3 separate regions of the Mus musculus genome follow, and regions 2 and 3 are each linked to region 1. A link is a loop called in an ENCODE intact Hi-C map of the cell type or tissue named here. Cell type or tissue: heart. All regions are shown on one strand. Region 1 overlaps Tcf7l1 (transcription factor 7 like 1 (T cell specific, HMG box)). Region 2 has its middle 9.1 kb from the start of Tcf7l1. Region 3 holds the start of Tcf7l1 (transcription factor 7 like 1 (T cell specific, HMG box)).

Region 1 (8,000 bases):
GTGATGGCCACAAAGCTGAAGTGGAGTACAAGGTTCTGTGGAACGGTGGGAACTGCTTTTTTGGGAAAAGAACAGCTTAAGGGGGAGAAAAGATGTTTGCAGCCACATATTTTTTTTTTTATATCTTCAGATCATGTTTTATTATCTTGAGGAAGTGATGAATCATAAAAAATGTGATTTTCCTCCTCTTCCCCCTCAAGAGTCAATATGAATTTAATAAGAACAAGATTACTTTTTAAAATATGCTGCGTTTGGCAGGTTCAACTCCATTTGTACGTCTTCTCCAACTGCTGAAGAATTTTACAGGACCATTGGATTACAGGATTGCGTACCTCTTGATCTGAAAGGCGCCACATTAAAATGGGGTGGTCTGGTTCTGGGTTTCCTCCGCATGGGACAGATAAACACCACAAGTCCAGGTTGATAGAAAGCAAGCATGCTATTGCTGAGCACCCAGAAGTGCCTCGGAACCAACTAGAGAGATCCTTGTAAATGATTGTGAATCCTCGTGCAAGGAGCCTGAGGAAAAAGTTACCGACATCTCCAGCATGAAGATGGCAACAGCCAGGAAGTCCAGATAACATCTGTCCTCATTTCATCTCTGTTGCTGTGACAAAATAGCCTGACAAAAAGCAACTTAAGGAAGAAAATATTTGTTTTAGTCATGAATTCCAGGTTATGATCCCTTACAAGGAAAGTAAGGTGACAGGAACTTAAAACAGGTGGTCATGTGGCTAAAGAGCTGGCTCAGTGCTTAAGAGCACTCACCGCTCCTGTACAGGCCCTGGGTTCCATTCCAAGCACTGATATCAGGTTGCACATAACTACCTGTAACTCCAGTTCATCAGAACTGGATCTCAAGCCCCTTCCTAACCTTTCTTGGCCCCACTAAAACTTCTGCAGGCACACACAAAAACACATTGAAAAAACTCTAGCAGTCACATTCCCACTCACAGTCAAGAACAGAAATGAGTGTGTGGATGCTCACTAGTTTGTTTGTTCAGCTTAATTTCCTCAGGGACTACCTAGGGAATGATGCTGCCCACAGTGGGCTGAGTCTTTCCCCACCAAGTAATTGAATTAAGTCAATTCCCCAAAGGTATGTTTATAGGTCAGCCCTTGCAGGCAATCCTTCATTAAGACTCTTTTCAGGCACTGGAGGAGTGTAGAGAAAACTTTGGTCAGGATGTAATGTATGTAAAAAATTATATAAAAATAAAACAAACAAACAACTCTTTTTGCCAGATATGGTGGCACACATCTTTAATCCTTGCACTCTAGAAGCAGAGTTTGAAGTCAGGCTGGTCTACAGAGTGAGTTCCAGGACAACCAGGGCTACACAGAGGAACCCTGTCTCAAAACAAAACAAAAAGTCCAGATCCCACCCCATGTATTCTTGCCTCTCAGCACACAGCAGTGTGTGAATCTTGCCCATAGAGACATATTTGGGTTTGAATTTGGGTTTGAATTTGGGGATGGAGCTGTTATCTTTAAGGCTTGCTTCATCAGAGTTTTTGATCATGATGCAGATTACAGGCCTTTTGAGAGGGAAGCAACACTTACTAATTTAGGAGCTCATATTATTTTCTGGGACCACCAAATATTAACAACTCTTTGTGTCAATTCTGTGAGCTGAAAGGCATATAAATGTTGCTGCAAATGTCTCTGACTTTAGCTGGGCTGAGCCAATGGTTGAGTGGTTAAACCTCTTGCTATACAAACATCAGAAGCAGAGTTTGGCTTTGCAGAGGCCATGTAAGTACTGGGTTCCAGCATTAAGAAGGTAGAATCCCCAGAACAAACCGGTTAGCCAGAGTAGGCATACAGGCAAGCTTAGCTTCCACCGAGAGAACCTGCCTCAATGAATAAGGTGGAGAGTGATTGGGAAGACTCCCACCGTCATCCCTGAGCTTCCACATGCACCCACGCACATGCAAACATAAATACACACAGGCATGTACATGACATATACTTGAGAAAGAGAGGAAGAGTCTGTGACTCTATGTAAGAGACTTAATTCCACACCTTCCATTTGTTTAAAATGAACCTAGGACAATGTTCTTGACCTCAGAGATCAGTGTAAGGACTAAATAAGAGATTATCTGGGGAGCTTGAAAGACATGTCTCCATCCTTCCAAGAAAGGTCCAGATTGCGTGTAGGATTCCACAAAGCATGATAGACCTGGCCTCTGTTTGTAGTTTTGGAAACACAAACATTAAAATCACAACTCGAGACTATAGACCGGAAGACCGCTCCACCACCACCACCACCACCACTACTGAGGCCACTGCCACCACATGGTCACACCTGGTCAAGTGCATGATGTGTCTTACAGTAGGCATGACTTGTGCCCACTGGTCTAGTCCCCTTTCTTTCTTTCTTTTTTTTTTTAAAAGATTTATTTATTGATTATATGTAAGTACACTGTAGCTGTCTTCAGACACTCCAGAAGAGGGAGTCAGATCTCCTTACGGATGGTTGTGAGCCACCATGTGGTTGCTGGGATTTGAACGCCGGACCTTCGGAAGAGCAGTTGGGTGCTCTTACCCACTGAGCCATCTCACCAGCCCCTAGTCCCCTTTCAAATGTGGCTTGGATGAGAACCGTGATTGGACAATATTAGAAAATGCTGTGTAGCTGGGCATAATGGTGCACACTTTTAGTCTCAGCCTTTGAGAGGTGGAGCACAGGCCAGTCTCATCTGTATAGCATGTTCAACGCTACCCTCTGCTACCCGAGGCTCTGTCTGAAAAGTTTAAACACACACACAACACACACACACGTATATACACGTATAAAATGTTATTTTTTGTGTTTATGTGTGATGTGTTAAACTTGCACGTGTAGGCCACAGGTGGGCGTTGAATATCTTCCTCAATTACTCACCCCCTTATTTTTTGAGACATCTCCCTCTCTAAGCTCTCATCTCATCTTGTGGTTGCTTGCATTGCAAGCATTTGCCAACTCGCCCTGCTAGTGTTCAGTTTGGGGTTTCCAGTAGACCTCATCACTGTTTGTACTGTTTCCACGTCCAAGTGACACCTCTTTGGCTGTCTCTCTGATGGAGAAGCGGTACCTCCAGAGAGCCTAAGAGGAACCTCGTGCCTCTCTGCTTTATTTGCATGTAAGATTGCTGTGTTCATGTGTCACCCGGAAACACTTGAATGAGAGTTTGATAGCCTTGAGATTTGGCACTTCCGGCTGGGAGCATTACATCCTTTGGAAGTGTCCTATGTCACACTATGCCAACAGCTGTAGGATTTTAAACAGACATGGCAACAAACGGGTGCTAAGCACAGCTAAAAATAGCCACTCTGGGAAGTGAAGCTGGGGCAGTGCCAGGAGCAAAAAGGTGGGCGGCTCTGCACCCTAGAGGGAAGGGAAAGGAAAATCCTGCCTCTCCTAGCACCCAGGCCTGGGCTCCTCTTTGCTTGGAATCTGTCTGTGCCATCCTAAGCAAGGAGTCTTACAGCCCCAACACATCTTGCATAGAGATTCTGCTCAGATTTCCAAAAAGGGGATTGGACCAGAGTGGGTCCCTCATTGTGCTGCGTGGAGAGTGGGTAACTGCTCTCGTCCTAATAGGATGCTCACACCTCTGTCCTCACCCTTGGCCGCCCCTATCTTGGCTCCTCAGGACACTGAGCGATGAGAGTGGCTTTGCCTCCACAGTCTGAACTGTTTTGTCCCAGGGGAGCCTAGGCGTTCCAGTGCCATCCCTCCTCCTCCTCCTCCTCCCTCTAAGACCTCAAGCACATCTTCCATGCCCCGCTGCACTCCCTGAGCAGTGAAAGATGGTGGCTGTCAGGATGATGGGTGGCAAGTGGGGTAAACATAGCTTGTTACTACCAGATTCGATTACCGGGCATTGCCTGAAGACAAATGACTCAGGGCCTCTCCCCACTTGAAGGCAAGGATCTGGTGACGAGCAGTCACAGATGTTGTACAGTATTCTCACAAACCTGGGAACGGTAGACGGGACTAATGGTGTTATCTCTGGTTTTTATTATTGGTGGTTTAGAATTGGAAGCCGCGGTTTAACCCTGAGAGTAATCAAAACTGGAGGAAAGTTACAGAGGCAGGGCACATGGTAATGTTCGAAAGCTAGTGAAGCTGACAATGTTAACAAGGTCAGGGTTGTTATTGACTTTGGTGAAGCAAGTAACAACCTTCTAAATGGTCTCTAGAATATTCCGTGTCCTTCTTAGAGTTCACTGTTAAACTATAGGGGGTCAAGGCATGTGTGTGCAGGGGCCATTAGAAATCAGGGTCCCTGGAGCTGGGGAAACAGACTATTGGGATCCACCCAGTGGAGGTACTGGGAACTGAACTCGGGTCCTCTGGGAGAGCAGCAAACACACTTAATTGCTCTACAATCTCCCCGGCCCTAGAATGTTCCACATTTTGATCTGGTGGTGTTGACATTAGTTTATATATGCACAAAAATCGATTAAGCTCTACAATTAAGCTGTGTGTACTTGAGCCCCATCTGAGGGCATAGGCTAGGAATTCTAACTACCCAGGAGGCGGAGGCAGGAAAATTGAAACTCCAAGGCATGCCTGTGCTACACAGTGAATTAAAAATAAAACAGACCTGGAATACAGCCGAATGCTTTCTTACTATACATGAGACCCTGAGGTCAGTCCCAGTTCTGCAAAACCAAGTGCATTTGCCAGGCATGGTGGCGCAAGCCTTCAATCCTGGCACTCAGGAGGCAAGGTAGGCAGATCTCTATGAGTTTGAGGTCTTCACTGGGTGGGGTGGGTATATGTTTTTTTCTTCATGTATATGAACATTGATGTACATAGAGAAACCAGATTTATGCCGTTTCACCCATATGAGACAGAGTCTCTTCGTTATTGCATTGCATTACAGCTAGCTAACACATCCCCAAGATTCTAGAGAGTCCCCCCCTCTCTACCTCCCATCTCCTTGTAGGTGCGCACTGGGATTCCAGGTGTCTGCAGTACTGTGCCAGGCTTTTACAAGGGTTCTGAGGAGCATCAGGTTGTCTGACGTACATGGCAAGTGCACTTACTCACTGAGCCATCTCCTGATCCCTTAAAACGAATGCGCACTTTATATATGCCATATCTTAGGAAATAAAAATGAAGAAAATGTATTGAAGAGGTCTATGAACAGAAATCCTTGGCCACACTTGAATAATACCGCTCTTAACAAACTTGGCGATTGCAATCCCATGACCCTAGGTCCTAAAATTCTGGCTTGGTTAAAGCCTGGGCATTTAAAATAGAGTCACCAGCTGACGGAAATGGCTCATCGGGTAAAGATGCCTGCTGTCAACTCTCACAAGTTGTTCTCTGACCTCCATGTGTGCTCTATGGCATGTGTGACCAATACACATCACACGCACTAAATGAGCAGATAAACAAATAAATGCAACAGAGTGCTAAGACAGAGTCACCTATGGCGAGATGAAACAACCGCAAGCCTCTTTTCATTTATACAGTCCAGAGACAAATTTCTAAAGCCTTTCTCTCTATTCGCCCAAAGTCTCCCCACTGTTCTACTGCTGAATGAGATTGTCGGGGTCTCAAAGTCAATCTTGAGGTCACACACGGAGCTTTGAGTTGTTTCCCCCACTACTTACCAGCACTGAGACATTCTAGAAAATCCTTGGCATCTCCGAGGTTCATTTTCTTCATCTATGGATTGGGTGACTAGCTACTTTATTTTCTACTTCCTTTGTGCAGTGTATGTACAGTGTGTGTGTAGACCTGGGGTCGGCATCAGGTGTGTTCTCCAGTGGCTTCTGCCTTCTCTTTTGAGACAAGGTCTCTCCAAACCTTGAGCTCACCGATTGGCTAGACTCGCTAGCCCATGGGCCTTAGGGGGTGAATGTCACTCCCTTCCCAGCGCTGGAATTCCAGATGTGCAGTGCATGCCTGGTTTCTATGTGGGTGCTGGGGATCCGAACCCAGGTCCTCATGCTTGCAAATTGGCTGACACAAGCAATTCCTGTTTTCAGCTCCAAATTGGGTGAATAATTGAAGAACTTCCCTAACAACCATGCCTTAAAAGGCTCCATCCAGTGCCTAGCCCCTAGCAAGAGATGCTAAAGATGTGGTTGCTGATTGCCATGGTCACCACCATCACTAGTTGTGCCAGGTTTGCAGGAACTTGCAAGCCACAGGTCCTCACCAGAGGGGAGCCTGTGCCTCCGTGATTGCTCCAGCAAACAGTTCCCACATGCCCCAACCTTTCCTATGGTTGGGCAGGCTCCAGGATGCAGAGGCCCCTCTGACTTGGCTGGACCGTTTGGCTCAGAGCAGGAGTGTGGTCAGGTTGGCCAACAGTGTACCCACGTCGAAAGCAGCTGTGGTGAACATCTGGCTCTGATTATCTGGCTGGGAATGGCTGGGGGTGGGAGCTCTGTGATTTATAGATTGCCCCTTTGGCTGTAAATCCCATCTGTAATTGTGACTTCTCTGTCCCTAATTGTTTGCAGAGAAGAGAGGCGCTCAATGGCTTACAATCCCTGGCAGAGCCCACAGCCTTGCTTGGGGGGTGAGGTTTGTTGCTAGGATACAGCCGTCTTTGTTTTGGTCCCTGCTCAGCAGTGTTTTTAAGGCCCTGTATACATTTCTCTGTATTGTTAATGTAATTTGTTCAGGCAGTGAACAGCCAAGTTCAGCTGAAGGAATCCGATACTCATAACAGAAACACCAGAGGCCAGGTTTTTGTGGTCAAATTAGGGTTTTGAGGCCTCGAAGAGAATGAGATGTTGAGCTATGTGAGAGGGACAATCCCTCTTTCTCTTCTTGTACTAACGTTGGCCTGGGTTCAGCTTCCTCGAGGAGCTTGGCTTTGAGGGCACAGAGTCCACTACACTCAGGGCCATTAACAGAGACCTGCCCTTCTACCAGAAAGGGAATGCAGATTTTATTCAAAAGAGATGAAAGGAGGCTCTCTGAGAATAAGCTAGCCTCAGCCAACTAGTCTACCCAGCTCAGCCTCTCCTGGACCCTGGCTCCAGGCACCTAGATCAGCCCCTCCTCCACTCTGAAGAACTTGACTGCTGTGGAAATAATAGTCAAGTTCTGTCGGGAAGTTATGTGACTGTGCAAAATGCAATTTGCCCATTTCCGTGGCCCGTGAAGATCTAACAGCCCCTCGCCATCTGGGGACCCCATGTCCCGCTGTGCTTAAGGTTTTCGGAAACTATGGATTCCAAACAAATCCCAGTGAGCGAGCCAGCTAGTGAGTGAACCCGGTTCACATCCTACCCTCTCCATTTTGCCTCAGAGAGCAAAAGAACCTAAGACCAAACATTCCAGCCCACAGACATGCACCATGCCTTGTTTTGCTCATGGAATGCATATGGTGTTGTGAAGTTAATCAGCTCAACCCTATTAACACGCCCACACACACACTCAGTGTGCACACGTGCACCTATTCATGTTACAGTTGCTGCACACATCCTGCAGTTGTAAGGACAATGAGAGAAGGTTCCCACCCTCTATAGCTTAAAATGTCGGGGAAGATACTAGAGCACAAGCCCTTACTTTCACGCAAGGAGTGACTGACAGGGCAAAAGTAAACCTCACTTGAACATATCACCCAAGGAAAGACTAGTTCATGCAGCGAGATGCATTAACTAGTCATGCCAAAGGACGTCTTGTGGTAGAGGCCTCAATAGTGACATAAGATGTTTCACCAAGAGTTTCTGTTTGAAAAAAGAAACAACAGGGCTGGAGAGATGGCTCAGCGGTTAAGAGCACAGGCTGCTCTTGCAGAGGATCCAGGTTCAATTCCTAGTGTCTACCTGGCAGCTCAGAACCTCTGTAACTCCTGTTTCAGGAGCCCTGACACCTTCTGCCTCCCTCAGGTGCCAGGCGCATATGTGGTACCCAGACATATTAAACACTCATACACATTAAAAAAAAAGTTAAAATTCTAAAACAGAAACAGGGCCATATGAATGCAAAGGAAAACAATGATGATAAAAATTAAAGCTTGACATGACGCATGTGTTTG
Region 2 (8,000 bases), 84 kb before region 1:
AATCCCCAGAATCCATATGGTAGAAGGAGAGAACCAACTCTGACAACTTGTGCTCTGACCTTCACAAACATACTGTGGAACAACCGCATACATTCACACTCACACAAAACAATAGATAAGAATATAATAATTTTTGTTAGGAGTTGGTGGCACACATTTTTTTTAATCTCAGTATTTGGGAGGCAGAGACAGGAGGATCTCAGAGCTCAAGGCCATCCTGGTCTACAGAATGAGTTCCAGGGTAGCCGGAGCTATACAGAGAAAGCCTGCCCCTCAAAAAGCCAACCAATCAAACAAAGAAAGTAATAATTTTTTTAAAATGAGCTCTTACTCATGGAGGCTGGTATAACTACTGCTGTTGGCCAAGTTACTGCAACAAAGACTAAACCACTGAGAATCCAGTCCAGTACCTAACCAGTCACTTGGTACCTAGATGATTACTGGGCCCCTTCCACTGGAGTAGAGGAAATAATTCTTTTTTTGTTTGTTTGTTTGTTTGGTTGGTTTTTTTGTTTTTTTTGTTTTTGTTTTTGTTTTTTCGAGACAGGGTTTCTCTGTATAGCCCTGGCTGTCCTGGAACTCACTTTGTAGACCAAACAAAGGCTACCTCGAACTCAGAGACCCGCCTGCCTCTGCCTCCCGAGTGCTGGGATTCTTTTTTTTTTTTTCTTTCTTTCCGGGGAGGTGGTCTCCAACTTACAGCAACTCCCCTGCCCTGGCCTTGAAAGTGCTGAGTTACAGATGTGAGCCCACACCAGCTCTCTTTGCACTTGTTCATTATTATTACCATGGTCCTTGACTTTCTAGTTTAAAAAAATATATATTGATTGACTTTTTGATACTGTAACAAACACTAAGACAATCAAGTTATAAACAGAAAAGGTTTATTTTGGCTCAAAGTTGTTTAGCTTTGCCTGTGATCAGTTGCTTTGCGGTCCAGGGAGACCTAGCATATAACGTTGGGAAGCAGGTGGAAGAAGAAACCAGCTCATCCACGGCTGGGATGTGGAAGGTAGACACCAAGGTCCGTGTACTCCCGCTCAGCTCCGCCACTCCCCAACAGTGCCAGTACAAGAACCAGATCTTTAACACATGGGCTAGATCTAAAGCACAGCAAAATCTTTAAGGGATTTCTATCTGGGACTGGGGAGATAACTCAGTTGGCAAAGGGCTTGCTCTGAAAGCCTGAGAACCTGAGTTCAATCCCAGAAAACACATAATGATGTCAGTGGGGGGCCTTTGCCTGCATAGCATCCGAGAAGAGCAGCTCCTCCCACTCCCCTGGGTGGTGCTTACCTGAGAGATGTCCCCCACAGCCTCAGGCATTAGACTACTTGGTTCCCAGTTGCTGGTGCTATTTGGGGAAGTTTAGGAGCATCACAGGGGGAGCTTTGAGTGTTTGCCCCCACTTCCAGTTCACGTTTTCTGCCTTGTGTGTGTGTGGTTAAGATGTGATATCTAGTTTCTTGCTCCTGCCACCATGCCTGTCATTTGCTGCCATGCCACAATGTTCTCATTCTTCTGGAACCATAAACCGATATAAACTTTTCTTCTATGAGTTGCTTTGGACATGGTATTTTATCACTATAACTGAAAAGTAGCTAATTCAGAAGTTGGTACCCGAGAGCCGGCTGTCACTGTAAAGAACCTGACTGTATTGCATTTTGAAGGGATGTGGAAGACTTTGGAACTTGGATTAGAAAAGCAGTTGAATGATATAAGCAGGGCTGAAAGGGCTGCTTAGTAGGAGCCAGGGAAATAGTGTTACTGACGGCAGCGTGGACAGGAACACTTGGTTCGAGAGGTTTCTGAGAGGAATATTAGTGAGTGGGCCAGAGGACATTCATGTGATATTTCGACAAAGAATCTACCTGCCTTCTGCTCATACCCTGATAACTTGCCCAAAGCTAAATTAAAATGTCACGGACTTGTGTATTAGGCAGAGGAAATTTCAAGAGTCGAGTCTGTGGCACGATTATTAGTTTTTCTTTTTTTATTAGATATTTTCTTTATTTCAAATGCTATCCTGAAAGTTCCCTATACCCTCCCCCCGCCCTGCACCCCTACCCACCCACTCCCACTTCTTGGCCCTGGCGTTCCCCTGTACTGGGGCATATAAAGTATGCAAGACCAAGGGGCCTCTCTTCCCAATGACGGACGAATAGGCCATCTTCTGCTACATATGCAGCTAGAGACATGAGCTCTGGGGGTCCTGGTTAGTTCATATTGTTGTTCCACCTATAGGGTTGCAGACCCTTTCACTGTGGCATGATTATTGTTGATAATGTTTATGCAGATCTATAATGAAAAAGAGCAAGTGGGACAGAAATACAAAACGTACGCTTCAGAGAAAAGAGCACTGAAAAGTTAACGTTACAGCCAAGGCATGTGCAAAGGAGATGATGTAATTATTAAGGTGATCGGTGTCATTAGGAGAGGACTGATCTGGCCTGGAGTAAAGGGAAGGGGGCCCTCAGAGCAAGACCCCACCCAGTCAAGGAGCCAGAAGCATTTTCTGCTCCTAGAAGCAACTGAATAAGATTCTTCCTCCATGTTTGTTTGTTTGTTTGTTTTTTCGAGACAGGGTTTCTCTGTGTAGCCCTGGCTGTCCTGGAACTCACTTTGTAGACCAGGCTGGCCTCTAACTCAGAAATGTGCCTGCCTCTGCCTCCCAAGTGCTGGGATTAAAGGCGTGAACCACCACGCTCGGCACCCTCCATGTTTTTTTTAATTTAATTTTATGTATGTGAGTACACTGTAGCTGTCTTCAGACATACCAGAAGAGGGCATCAGATCCCATTACAGATGATTGTGAACCACCAAGTGACTGCTGGGAATTGAACTCAGGCCTTCTGGAAGAGCTTGGTTTTTTGAGACAGGGTTTCTCTGTATAGCCCTAGCTGTCCTGAAACTCACTTTGTAGACCAGGCTGGCCTCAAACTCAGAAATCCGCCTGCCTCTGCCTCCCAAGCGCTGGGATTAAAGGCCACCATGTCCAGCTTCCTCAGTGGTTTTAAAGAACCCTCTCAGGCCAGACAGCGTGTGGCTGGGGTCCTTGGGTCAAGGCTCTGAGAAGGTAAGAGGCCTACGAGAGACCATCATGTGAAGCTGTGGAAGTGAAGCCTGGGTTTCATTAAAGATGCTGGAGATGCCAGAGCAGCGAGACATCTGCCAAGCAGAGCTTTGGTTCCAGGGGAGCCAACACCCTCTTCTGGACTCATGGGTACCTGTGCTCACACCTATATATATATATACATATGCCCATATATATATGTGTGTGTGTGTATATATACATATATGTAGACACATAACTTTAAAAGTAAATATGTCTTATAGCACTTTGCCTATAACCTGTGCAGTCCTGTATACATGAAATCCTGTCTAGATTACTTATGATGCCTGATAAACCATGCGTGCTACATAGGTTGCTATGGCATACCACTTAGGAAACAATGGCAAGAATAAACCTGTACACATTTGGAACAGAAGTAAAGATTTTTCCATGCATGTCTGGGCAAGCCTGTGGGTTCTGTGTCCCAGGGAGAGCACAGGGCCAACAGTATCTTCTCGGGAGTGTAACTTCCGAGTTATGGGACATGCGTATGGTCAGCTTTCATAGCTGAGGTCAGAGAGTGTTTACTATGATGGTTACAACAGTGTAAGGTTCCACAAAGTTTTACCCTTCCACTTTAGTAACCACGCCTGGTATTGTAATATATAATTTAATAACTTTAACCGTTTCAGTGAGAATATATTAGTAACCCATCACAGTGTGTGTGTGTGTGTGTGTGTGTGTGTGTGTGTCTGTGTCTGTGTGTTGGGACAATGTTTCCATATAGTCTGAATTTTCCCTGCAGCTGCAGCTTTAAACTTATTATCCTCCCTCCCCACCCCCACACCCCACACCCCTTGCACACAACCCAGGCCCAGCTACCATGACTTTAATATGACTTTAATCCTCACATCCCTGATGACTGATTTTGTTGACCACTTATTCAACTTCCTGTCCATTTTTCTCCTCTTTTAATAAGAGTATCTCTTCAAATTTTTTTGTATCTTTTTCTCTTGGGTTGGCTTTTTTTTTTTTTTTTTAAGATTTATTTATTCTGTATACAGCCTTCTGCCTGCATATATACCTACAGGCCAGAAGAGGGCACCAGATCTCACTAGAAGTGGTTATGTGCCACCATGTGGTTGCTGGGAATTGAACTCAGGACCTCCTCTGGAAGAATAGCCAGTGTTCTTAATATCTGAGCCATCTCTCCAGCCCAAGGGTTTTTGTTTGTTTGGGTTTTTTTATTATTATTATTTTATGTAAGTACACTGTAGCTGTCTTTAGACACACCAGAAGAGGGAGTCAGATCTCATTACAGATGGTTGTGAGCCCCCATATGGTTGCTAGGATTTGAACTCAGGACCTTTGGAAGAGTAGTCAGTGCTCTTAACCACTGAGCCATCTCTCCAGCCCCAGGTTGGTTTTTTTAATCTGAATTTGTATGGTTTAAAATACATAGCTGGGCATTGGTGGCACATGCCTTTATTATTTCTTTTATATTTTATATTATTTCTTTATCTTAGCTTTTTCAAGACAGAGAGTTTGTGGTGGCTTGAATAGGAATGGCCTAATAGACTCATGTGTTTGAATGCTTGGCTCATAGGAGGTGTGACCTTGTTGGAGTAGGTGTGCCTTTGTTGGAGGAAGAGTATCACTGTAGGGGTTGGCTGTGGGGTCTCAAACATGCTCAAGCTATGTCCAGTGTGGAACACAGTCTCCTTCTGCTACCTCTGGATCAAAATGTAGAACACTCAGCTCAAGCAGCAAGTCTGTCTATATACCATCATGCTTCTTGCCATGATCATAGATAGACTGAACCTCTGAACTGTAAGCCAGCCCCAAAGAAATGTTTTCCTTTATAAGAGTTGCTGTGGCTGGGCAGTGGTGGAGCACGCCTTTAATCCCAGCACTTGGGAGGCAGAGGCAGGCAGATTTCTGAGTTTGAGGCCAGCCTGGTCTATAGAGTGAGTTCCAGGACAACCAGGCCTATAACTAAGACAGTGTTTCTCTGCTATACACTTTGTTTTATAACAGAGATCTCCTATGAGTTCAAGGTCAGCCTGGTCTACAGAGCAAGTTCCAGGGCAGCCATGGGTTCACAGAGAAACCCTGTCTTGAAAAACAAACAAACCAACCTCCCCACCCCCACCGTGTGTGTGTGTGTGTGTGTGTGTGTGTGTGTGAGTGTATATATATACATACACAGGCACACACACACACATACATATTCTGAGGGCTGAAAAAATGGCTTCTTGGTTAAGGGCACACTTCTTTTGCAGCTGACCTGGGTTCAGTTCCCTGCACCTACACAGTGGTTCCCAGATGTTGCCCCAAATGCAACATACATACAGGCAAGCAGGAAAAAAAAAATGCTTACATATTCAAATTAAATTTAAAACATACTTTAAATTACAATAATTTTAAAATATTTATTTGTAAAAAGATAATTTGAAGCATATCTTTATGTATTCTGGGGACTAGAGCAATGGCTCGGTGGAAAGATTGCTGGCCGCTCCTTCAGAAGATCTGAGGTCAGTTCATATTAGATGGTTCACACGCGCCTCTCCCTAGTGCTGGCACGGCATGGCAGGCAGGCACCGCCGAAGCAAGCTTATTTGGTGCTGGGATGGAACCTAAGGGTTCATGTGCATGTTATGTAGGTTCTCACCCAGCGAATTTCACCCCTCATCCCCCATATTATTATTCTTTATGTACAAATGTTTGTTTGTTTGTTTGTTTGTTTGTTTGTTTTTTGAGACAGGGTTTCTCTGTGAAGCCCTGGCTGTCTTGGAACTCACTCTTTAGATCAGGCTGGCCTGGAGCTCTCAGAGATCAGCCTGCCTCTGCCTCCCCAGTACTGGGATTAAAGGTGAGCCACCTTATCAGGCCTATTGTTTTAAAAAAGACACAAAAGAGCTGTATCTGATAGGAGGGAGGTGAGGAGAAACTGGAGAGGGGAGGAACCCAGAAGGAAAACCATAATCAGGATATATTTTTTGAGGAGAAAAAAAAAAACAAACAAACAAACCCTAATTTCAATATAAAGGGAGGGAAAGTAATAAACAAACAAACAAACAAACAAAAGAACTTGGAGACTTCACAGACTCAAAAAGAGACAACTGAGGAAACACAACGGGGTAAATTCGTTGGATAGAAGCGGGACTGGCTAATGCAGGTTCATGCCAGGCCAGAGGAACTTCAGCCAATATACATCATCTTGTGAAATTCATTTGACTTGATTTATTTCAGGAATGGGCTAGAGAAGGAACTCCAAGCAGTAAACTGGCCGAAACTCGATTGCCGATCACTGGAGCTGAGAGGCCATGACGGCCATGAGGTCCAACATACGCGGGAAAGTGCGAGCGGCTTTTCAGCTACGTAGAACCTAGTACAGAGGGCGTCCTTCTCCCACGTGATTATTACTGGCGTTGTCGGGGTCACAGAAAAACTGTTACCAGTGTTAAGGACAGAGCCCAGGGCCCCAGGAGCCTTAACTCACGGACCTGCTCACTCACGGAACTGCCCTCAGGAGACAACAGTGTAAATTAAATAAACAAGATGTATGTGTGTACTACGTAGCCACATGGGAAGAACAATGAGGATTGTAACCCCCCACCCCCAAGTCCATCTCTGGGGTCCTCAGCTCTAGCGTCCTCCGCAAAGCGGTCTAACGAGCCCTCAGAACTGTGGGAAGTCACTAACCCGGAGACAAGTATCTTCCTTCTGGCTGCCCCAGGCCGTTTCCTTCTCCCAGTGTGGGACTCCTGGGGAAATCTGCATATCCTTTTTTAAATGTAGGTTTTATTATCATTCAGGTACCCGAAGACAACTGATCAGGGCACAAAGGCTATGGAAAAGATAGTCAGTGATTCACAATACCTAAAAGAAAGGGACTGGTAACACAACCTGGAGACACATGGGAAAGTACCTGAGTCAGCCTGGAGGGAGGAGGAGAAGGCAGAGCAGAACTTTTCCTGTGGCTTTCAGGGCTGGGAGAAGCAAGGTGAACCAGTCGAGCAGGTGGAGTTGCTGTAGGCGCAGCTGCAGCTTGCTCCAGCCTAATCAGCGGTCGGGACCATACTCCTGTAGGTTAGAGACAGGGCGCCTTGCCTTAGGAAGTAAGAGCCCAAAACATGGGGTCTGGAATTGGTTGTTTTGTATATGAAAGACCCCTCGGAAGGCAGTCATTTGCAAATCTTTCTGACGTTTACAGCATCTGTCTCTTTCTTCCCAGTCACCAAAGACCAGCAGGGGCAGTTTACAATACGCACAATTAAAAATAAATATTTAAAAGACTTATGAATCCTGCTTTTGGAATCAGCTTATCAATATATGTACACACACACACACACACACACACACACACACACACACACACAAGCCAAAACCAAACCAAACCAACAACAAAAATCCTGTGAAGATTTTAATGGACCGGGATTTTTGTTTTGTTTTGTTTTGTTTTGTTTTCGAGACAGGGTTTCTCTGTGTTGCCCTAGCTGTCCTGGAATTCACAATGTAGACCAGGCTGGCTTCGAACTCAGAAATCCGCCTGCCTCTGCCTCCCAAGTGCTGGGATCAAAGGCGTGGGCCACCACTGCCCGGCTTATTTATTTATTTATTTAGTGGGGGTGGGGTGGGAGTGAGATGTTTTTTATTAACATTGTATTGAACTATGTGTCAATTTTAGGGGAGTGACCATAAAATACCCTCACTTGTTTTTTCTTTTTTCTTTTTTTATTTGAGGGATTCATTAAAATCTGTTTGTTAGCCGGTTGGGGGTGGTGCATGCCTTTCATCCCAGCACTTTGAAGGCAGACGCAGGAGGATCTCTGTACAGTTAGAGGCCATCCTGGCTTACAAACTGAGTACAAGAACAACCAGGGCTGTTACACCGAGAAATACTAGTCCTAAAAAGTAAAGCAAAACAAACAAAAATTTTGGGTTG
Region 3 (8,000 bases), 75 kb before region 1:
GTTGACAGGTGTGGTAGGCTGACAACAGCTCACTCCCAAAGATGACAGACAGGCCCATGGCCTAATCCCCAGAGCCTAGGAATGAGGTCAAGCGGTCTTTCAAGATTTGATTCAGCTATGGATTGGAGCCTGGCAGAAAGACGATGCTGAGTTACTGGAATGGTCTCCAAATGCCATTTCAGGGCTCCAGTGTGACCACAGATAACAGAAATTAGCAAGGTATAGTTCAAAATAGAGTATCAACAGCCCTAGAAGCTAGCAGGAGGCTCATTGGAGCCCTCAGAGGCCATATGGTCCCATCAGCTCATTCTTTCTCTTCCTTATTCCCTTTCCTTCCCTACCCTTCTCTTCCATTCCTACCCCTCCCTGCCTCTCTTCAGCAGTCCTGGGGATTCAAATCAGGATATCAGATTCTAACCAAGCTCTCTACCATCAAGGTAACATTGAACTTCCCAGCTGCCAACATCTTAAATTCTTTCTTTCTTTCTTTCTTTCTTTCTTTCTTTCTTTCTTTCTTTCTTTTGCTCTCTCCCTCCCTCCCTCCCTCCCTTCCTTCCTTCCTTTTTTTTATTTATTTATTTATTTATTTATTTATTTATTATATGTAAGTACACTGTAGCTGTCTTCAGACACACCAGAAGAGGGCGTCAGATCTTATTACAGATGGTTGTGAGCCACCATGTGGTTGCTGGGAATTGAACTCGGGACCTTTGGAAGAGCAGTCAGTGCTCTTAACCTCTGAGCCATCTCTCCAGCCCCTTTTTTTTTTTTTTTTTTTTTTTTAAAGATTTATTTATTTATTATATTATATGTAAGTACACTGTAGCTGTCTTCAGACACTCCAGAAGAGGGCATCAAATCTTGTTACAGATGGCTGTGAGCCACCATGTGGTTGCTGGGATTTGAACTCTGGACCTTCGGAAGAACAGTCGGGTGCTCTTACCCACTGAGCCATCTCACCAGCCCTTTTTTTTTTTTTTTTTTAAGATTTTATTTACTTTATGTATGTGAGTACACTGTAGCTGTCTCCAGACACACCAGAAGAGGGCATCGGATCCCATTATTGATGGTTGTGAGCCACCATGTGGTTGCTGGAAATTGAACTCAGGACCTCAGGAAGAAGAGTCCGGCCGGGCGTGGTGGCGCAGGCCTTTAATCCCAGCACTCGGGAAGCAGAGGCAGGCAGATTAATGAGTTAGAGGCCAGCCTGGTCTACAAAGTGAGTTCCAGGACAGCCAGGGCTATACAGAGAAACCCTGTCTCGAAAAACAAAAACAAAAACAAAAAAGAAGAAGAGTCGGTGCTCTTAACCACTGAGCCATCTCTCCAGCCCCCAACAGCTTAATTTCTATCTAGTAAAACTAATTTGTATTTCAACAACAATAGAAAGATTACTGTCCTTTAAGAACATCTTTCTCTTTTTAGGCAACCAAGTTTGTAGTGATTTATCACAGTGGCCATAGAGAACTAATACAATGAGCTCTTCATATGTTTATACACCACAGGAAAAGGGTTTTAAATAAGAGTTCCATAGATTCCTCCTATACAATTATTTTAACAACAACAACAAAAAAAAACCTTCTGCAAAATACCATATAATAACACGAGGGAGGGTGTGTGCTGAGGTACTCTGACCAAAGGGTGGAGGAGGTCTGGGATAAGCTACAGGAGAGCAGCAACTACCAAACTCAGGCTCTAGACTCACTCTTAGCTCTGAGCTCAGTGGACTAGCCCTAAGCTATCACTGTCACTGCCATGCCTCTGTCACCTAGTTTTTGTTTTGTTTTCTGAGACAGGTTTCTCTGTGTAGCCCTGACTGTCCTGGATCTCACTCTGTAGACCAGGCTGGCCTTGAACTCAGGGATCCACTTGCCTCTGCCTCCTGAGTGCTGGGATGAAAGTCATGTGACACCACTGCCCAACCCCTAAAATGTTTTTAAATGAGACACCGAAAGCTATATGTACTAATCTTTGTCTTAATGGTGTTTCTTTAAACCCATTATTGGTCCACCTAAGTCGGGGCTCAACCTGCCCAGTTCCCTGCTGTGGGTTCTGTGGGAAGAAAGATGCAGATGGACTGTAGCTCTCTCCATCACCCCCTTCTTAAAGCTGTAACTTTGTCCAGCCTCATGTGTAAGTTGTGCTTGCTTGCTTGTTTGCTGGCTTGCTTGCTTTTAAAGACAGGGGCCTCTCTAAGCAGTTGTCTTGTACCTCATTGTGTAGACCAGGCTGGCCTCAGCCTCACAGAGATCCACCGGCCTCTGCTTCCTCTCTCAGGTTTTGGGATTAAAAGCACAGGTCACCATACCTGGCTTTCAGTTGTGTTTAAAACATTTAAAAAATATGCTCATACTGACGTTCTAGACTGATTTTAAAATTTATGTTGTCACCAATGTCCCCATGGAGGATGGCTCCAAGTGGCGTTACTTCCCCCATCCCCAGCTGACTGAGGATATATGAGTCTATCTAGTCCCGAGGATTGAACACAGGACCTCATGAATGCTAAATACACGCTCTACCATCTCCATCTTTTAAATGATACCTAACTTGTGAGGGAATGAGTGCACATGGCATGGTCCACACGTAGAAGCTAGAGGACGAGTGTCTGTTCTCTACTTCCACCATGTGGGTACCGGACAGGGAACTGAAGACATGGGGCTTGACGGTAAGTACCTGCTGAGCCATCTTGTTAGCGCCCAGATACTCTCTCAAGTCTGTTTTTTACCTATGAAGCTAGTTAGGTAATTTGCTTATGGTGCTTGTGGGCTATCACGGCAGCTTCCTAATCAGCTTTGGGAGTTCTGGGTGATAATTTCTTCTTAAAATCAATACAGTTAAAATCCCGTCTGAATCCAAGACAGTGAGTATTGAATTTCACACCTCTTCTCCAGCTTTAGAGAGAAAGCGTGATCTTCAAGGTTGCAGTAGTTCCTTACTAAGAGGAAGTGATCAAAAACACAGTTTGGGGACAGGAATGCGTTGGAATACCATAGGAAAGGGAATGTAAGACCGCTCAACTTGTTTCAAAGTGTCACAAAATCTGGCTGAGTAGAAGGGCTGATGGGATCCTGTACTCGGCAGGCTGAGTGGTTGTGCTCGGCGGATCTGCGAGTCCTCGGCTGTCCCGCAGGGGGCAGTGCTGCCTGCCAGTGCGGTGGGAGCGGAGTGGGAACCCGCGCGGAGTTCTGGGGCTTGTTTGCAAAGAAAGTTAGGGGATGTGAAGGAGTGCGGGCCAGACTCTTAGAGGGAGGGTGCGAGAAAGGACTTCCCAGGGTAGCCATGGAGTTCACTGGAGGGGATCTGGATAAGTTCGAGGGGTAGGGTGGTCGCACGAGGAGGGTAGTTGTAGGCCCCGGAAGGTGCAAGCGAGCAGGACGCGAGTGTGAATACGAGTGTGCGTGCGCGCGCTGCAGTTCGCCTGGTTCCGAGAGGCGCGGGTGTCAGCTTGCAGCCGGGGCTCCTCCCTCCGGCCCCCCTGCCCCGCCGGGCGGTCCCTCCCTCCTTCCCCATCGCCCCTCCCCGGCGGGCCAGGCGCTGGGACGCCCGGGCCGAGAAGGCAGCGGCGGTGGCGGCGGCTAGTTGGGAGTCCTAGGTTCCGTGCTGCGGGACGATTCGGAGCCGAGTGTCTCTTGCCCCGGCTGGGCGGTGCTGGGCCCGCTTCCCACAGAGCCACGCCCTGTCAAAACTTTGTCGCCGCAGCGGCCAAACGATCGGAGCCGGGCCAGCGAGAGGGAGGGAGGGGCGCCGGGCCGGGCCAGGCAGGGCGCGGGGCTCCGAGCGCAGCGGCCCCGGCCCGTGGCCCCACCATGCCCCAGCTCGGTGGTGGCCGCGGTGGCGGCGCCGGCGGGGGAGGCGGTGGCTCCGGAGCCGGGGCAACCAGTGGAGGGGACGACCTCGGAGCGAACGACGAGCTGATCCCCTTCCAGGACGAGGGGGGCGAAGAGCAAGAGCCGAGCAGCGACAGCGCTTCGGCGCAGAGGGATCTGGATGAGGTCAAGTCGTCCCTGGTCAACGAATCGGAGAATCAGAGCAGTAGCTCGGACTCCGAGGTAAAGGGATTCCTAGGGTCAGCCTCTGGGGGACCCGGGTCCCGCTCCCGCTCACCCGCCCTCGCCTTTGTGTCTCCTCCACAGGCGGAGAGGCGCCCGCAGCCCGCCCGGGACGCTTTCCAGAAGCCGCGCGACTATTTCGCCGAAGGTAAGTGCCTTCTCCGTCAGTCTCCACTCTCCAGCCATCAGCGATTGGCCGTACGGGTCTCCACGGTCCGGGTGGCGGAACCCCTGCTCTCCTCCCATCGCTGCAGCAGCCACTCTGGGGCTCACTCGAGGGGTGCTCGGGTTCCAGATTCCCGCCCCGAGCTCCAGATAGCTACTCTGTCTGGGGGACCCCTGACCTCACTCCACTTTGGTTTTGTCCGCAGTGAGAAGGCCCCAGGATGGCGCTTTTTTTAAGGGACCTGCGTATCCTGGGTACCCCTTCCTGATGATTCCAGACCTGAGCAGCCCGTACCTCTCCAACGGACCCCTGTCTCCTGGTGGAGCGCGCACCGTAAGTGTCAGTCCGGCCGTGCCGGGACCGGTGGGCGTCGGGCCCGGCGGGATGCGCCCCTGGGCTTTCCGTGGTGTGGGGGATGGGGCCTCCTGCCTGAGCTGATCCTGGGCCGAACTTGTTTGCAGAGTCAAACTCCCCTGTGGCGGCCTAGTATGAGACTGCTTTTGGCCAGTAACGGGATGAAAGTAAAGTTCTTTTAACTTCTCGCCTTTGGGAGATTGCGGCCTGGTGGGACCTCCCAGCCTCCCAAATTCCTTGCTCCTACCAAAGGAAAACTTGGATTTGTGCCTGCCTTTGGAGGTGGGGGGTGTGTGTTTGGGGGGGGGGTGTCTCGCTTTCCTTCCCGGAGATTGGTCAGCTTTCCCCTTGGCAAGGGAGAAAGTTGGGCAAGGGCCTGGAGGATCCTGACTTGAGATGTCCTCTGACCTGCGGGTTCCCTGGGCTGCTGTGAGCTGTACAAACTCCTTATTTTGTGTGAACTATTCACGACCCACCCCCAATCCTCACCCCCAGGGCCTCAATTTTTCTGCAGAACTCTGGGTTTTAAACTCCTCTGAGATGGTTTGGAGGGCGACCCAAGGCATTCTTACTTGGCTTTTTCCCCCTTTTGTTGCGGGCTTTTCTCATTTAAAGCGAGCGCTGCGACACTTTAAACCTGTTAATGGGAGCGCATTGTGTGCTGTGTGCCTGGCATTTAGAGCGGTGATTAAGCAAATTGACCCGGCCCCAGACAATGTGCAAATGAGGGCGGATTCCTTCACCCCTCTCCAGCTCGGAGCTCCCGCCTCTCTCCCCTGCGAAATGAGGGGTGCAGTTCGGGGTTGGCCTGGTCTTCGAGCCGCTACTCCACATCCAAGTTTCCTATGCTGATGCTGGGTTGGATGGTAAATCCTGGGTGCACACCCTCCTGCTGTGCGGCGCCTTGCTCGTTGTCTCTGCCTCGCACAGAGCTTTCCAGAGTTGGTTGGTTCATTCTCCCTGCTGGCGTGTCTACTCCTCAGGAGTGCATCCCTGAGGGAACTGAGCTCGAATAAAAGTTCATCTTAAATATGATTATACTCAAGGGTGGCCATGGAAGATCTGGGCGCTGAATGGGTCGTTCCTGCTGTCATTTCGGGCCCTTGCTGGGTGGAGCAGGATGGCCTCCACAGTTCGTGTAGTGTGTGTGTGTGTGTGTGTGTGTGTGTGTGTGTGTGTGTGGGTGTTGTTCACTGGTTAGGGGTTGGGGGTTAGGGGTTGCGTTCTGATGGATGGAAGAAGGGCGTAGAACCACACTCACACCGCTTGCCTTTGCTCTGGGGTGGAGAAAGACCCTCACAGTTTTGGGCCTGCTCCACTTCAGGGTACCCCAAGAAGTCCTTTTGAAAGTGGATATAGGCCTAGGGCTTTGCTTTTGCACTTTCAAGGTGAAGGTGTGTGCCAATGTTGGGGACCACCCCCAGCTTTCCTGCCCATGCAGGTACAGGGAGTTCCCATATCTTTGTACGTGTGTCTGTTAAGCCACTTTAGTGCCTGCCATCTTCTCTGTTTTTATCATATATGTCAGCTCTGAGCCAGGTCTTAGGAAGTTAAAAGTCATCAGAAACATCCCAAATACGACTTAGCCCTTTAACTGGAGATTTCCTCCACACACTCATTTCTTTTAAGTTTTTACATTTTCTTTCCTCTCTGTGTGTGTGTGTGTGTGTGTGTGTGTGTGTGTGCACTTGGGTGTATCTGAGGCTTACGCCAGGGTTAGTACCTCCGTGGGGGACAGAAGACAATCTTTGGTAGTCAGTTGGATTCTCTTCTACCGTGTGAGTCCCCCGCAATCCAACTCAGATCATCAGATTTGCCTGGCCAGGGCCTTTACCCACAGAGCCATCTCGATGGCTCTCCACACTCACCTCTTAGCCCACTGGCTTGGGGACTTTGACTCCCATCTCATCCCCATGCCTGTATCTTTTTTTTTTTTTTTAAAGATTTATTTATTATTTTATGTAAGTACACTGTAGCTGTCTTCAGACACACCAGAAGAGGGAGTCAGATCTTGTTATGGATGGTTGTGAGCCACCATGTGGTTGCTGGGATTTGAACTCTGGACCTTCGGAAGAACAGTCGGGTGCTCTTACCCACTGAGCCATCTCACCAGCCCCCCATGCCTGTATCTTATCTCACCGATGAATGGCTTAAAATCTTAAAATCGTAAGTTCTCAGTGTTTGGTGTTTCTCACATGCTGCCTTGCTCGGTTACAAAGTTCACTGTTGTAGCAGGAAAGTCTCTTTCTAGTTTGACTATGCATGGCCAGTAAGCAGAGCAGCTTAGGACCCATTTAAGCACTTGTTTGGACTATATGGTTGAAATGATAATTTTCCTCTCCATGATCATATCAATATACTTAATATGATTTTCATGGGACACAAGTGGTCATCCGGGCAAGATCGGACCTCCGCTGTTTCCCAGTGAAGTAGAGAGTTGAGGGGTAAGACAGGAGCTGATAGGTTGGGAGAAGATTCTTGGACTAGATGATTCCACCTGTCTTTTGCTTTCTAGGTCCTGTTGTTTCTCTTTTAAATTATCCACCTGTAAGCTTTATTGTTTTAGGCCTATACGTATAAAAGTGGGGGTACCATTTCTTTGCGGTCCTAGATTTCTGGACATAACAAAAACAGAAGTCGAAGTGGATGCTGGCTGCAGTGTTTTTGAGTTACGTATGGACATTTGGCTTTTCAGACAGGAGGCCCAAAGCCCTCATCACTGGCATCTCTGCTGCTGGACAGTTGTGCAGTCAGGCTGCCCTTCTCCATGGGTCACCTCTTCTCCTTTCTCCTCTGGCTCCATTGGGATGCTGGGAAATGGTTCCTGTCTGAGACCCTTGAGGGGGAGAGGTCACCTTTCCCTGGGCTAAGGGGACAAGTCTTAAGACAGGGTCTCATTCTAGTCCAGGCTGGCCTCGAACTTGGATCCTCCTATCTAAGGAGGACTAGCCTCTTGAGTGCTAGGTTTACAGATGTGTCACTATGAGTGTGCTTCTCTTTCGAGCCCCCGGGGACCCCGAGGTGTGTGGAGAAGGGAATAAATAGCTGCCGCACTTTGTACTATTCCTAGTACATGGAAACATGAGCTAAGGTCTCACTGTCGTCCTGGCTGACCTAGAACTTGCGATACAGACCAGGCTAGCCCTGAACTGTTTAGCTCCTCTTAGGACATCACAGGCATAAACCACCACGCTCTGACTCTACCTTCATTCTAGAGGAGAGACTTTGCAGGTTACAAGACTATTCTGAAATTGTTGACTACAATTTTGCTACGAAAATGTAAATGAAGCCACACAGGGTGGCACTTGGTTGATAATCCCTGAACATCAACGACTCAGACAGGAGTATCACTGCAAGTCTGAGGACAGCCTGGGCTACCTAGGAAGAGCCTGTCCCCAAAACAAATATAAACAAAATAGATTGGATGTCAA

Evidence for each region. Peaks named below come from ENCODE experiments on the same cell type or tissue, not always from the same donor. Only the 100,000 strongest peaks of a DNase experiment are listed, where the experiment ranks them.
Region 2: a loop joins it to region 1, with 1.9 times the contacts of the local background. A loop is called at or near these places in 2 of 42 quality-filtered maps.
Region 3: a loop joins it to region 1, with 3 times the contacts of the local background. A loop is called at or near these places in 2 of 42 quality-filtered maps.

Annotation. Positions count from the first base shown.
Region 1 is chr6:72,710,247-72,718,246 of GRCm38, reverse strand. All of the region lies in intron 3 of Tcf7l1 (transcription factor 7 like 1 (T cell specific, HMG box)), which reads left to right. Among named protein-coding and RNA genes, the nearest start is that of Gm31249, 26 kb to the left of the region's middle. RefSeq lists an enhancer at 5,295-8,000. In heart, CTCF peaks have their summits at 3,389 and 4,337; DNase peaks (open chromatin) are centred at 3,338 and 6,445; H3K4me3 peaks cover 324 bases; H3K27ac peaks cover 2,029 bases.
Region 2 is chr6:72,794,114-72,802,113 of GRCm38, reverse strand. No RefSeq gene overlaps it. Among named protein-coding and RNA genes, the nearest start is that of Tcf7l1, 9.1 kb to the right of the region's middle. In heart, a CTCF peak has its summit at 4,148 (motif pointing right); no DNase peak of the experiment used is centred here.
Region 3 is chr6:72,784,759-72,792,758 of GRCm38, reverse strand. It overlaps Tcf7l1 (transcription factor 7 like 1 (T cell specific, HMG box)), which reads left to right and starts at 3,714. Exons shown (of 12, transcript NM_009332.3): 1 at 3,714-4,049; 2 at 4,134-4,197; 3 at 4,421-4,548. The coding sequence starts at 3,807. In heart, no CTCF peak of the experiment used is centred here; DNase peaks (open chromatin) are centred at 3,198, 3,508, 4,338, 4,628 and 1 weaker place; H3K4me3 peaks cover 3,398 bases; H3K27ac peaks cover 2,423 bases; H3K27me3 peaks cover 790 bases.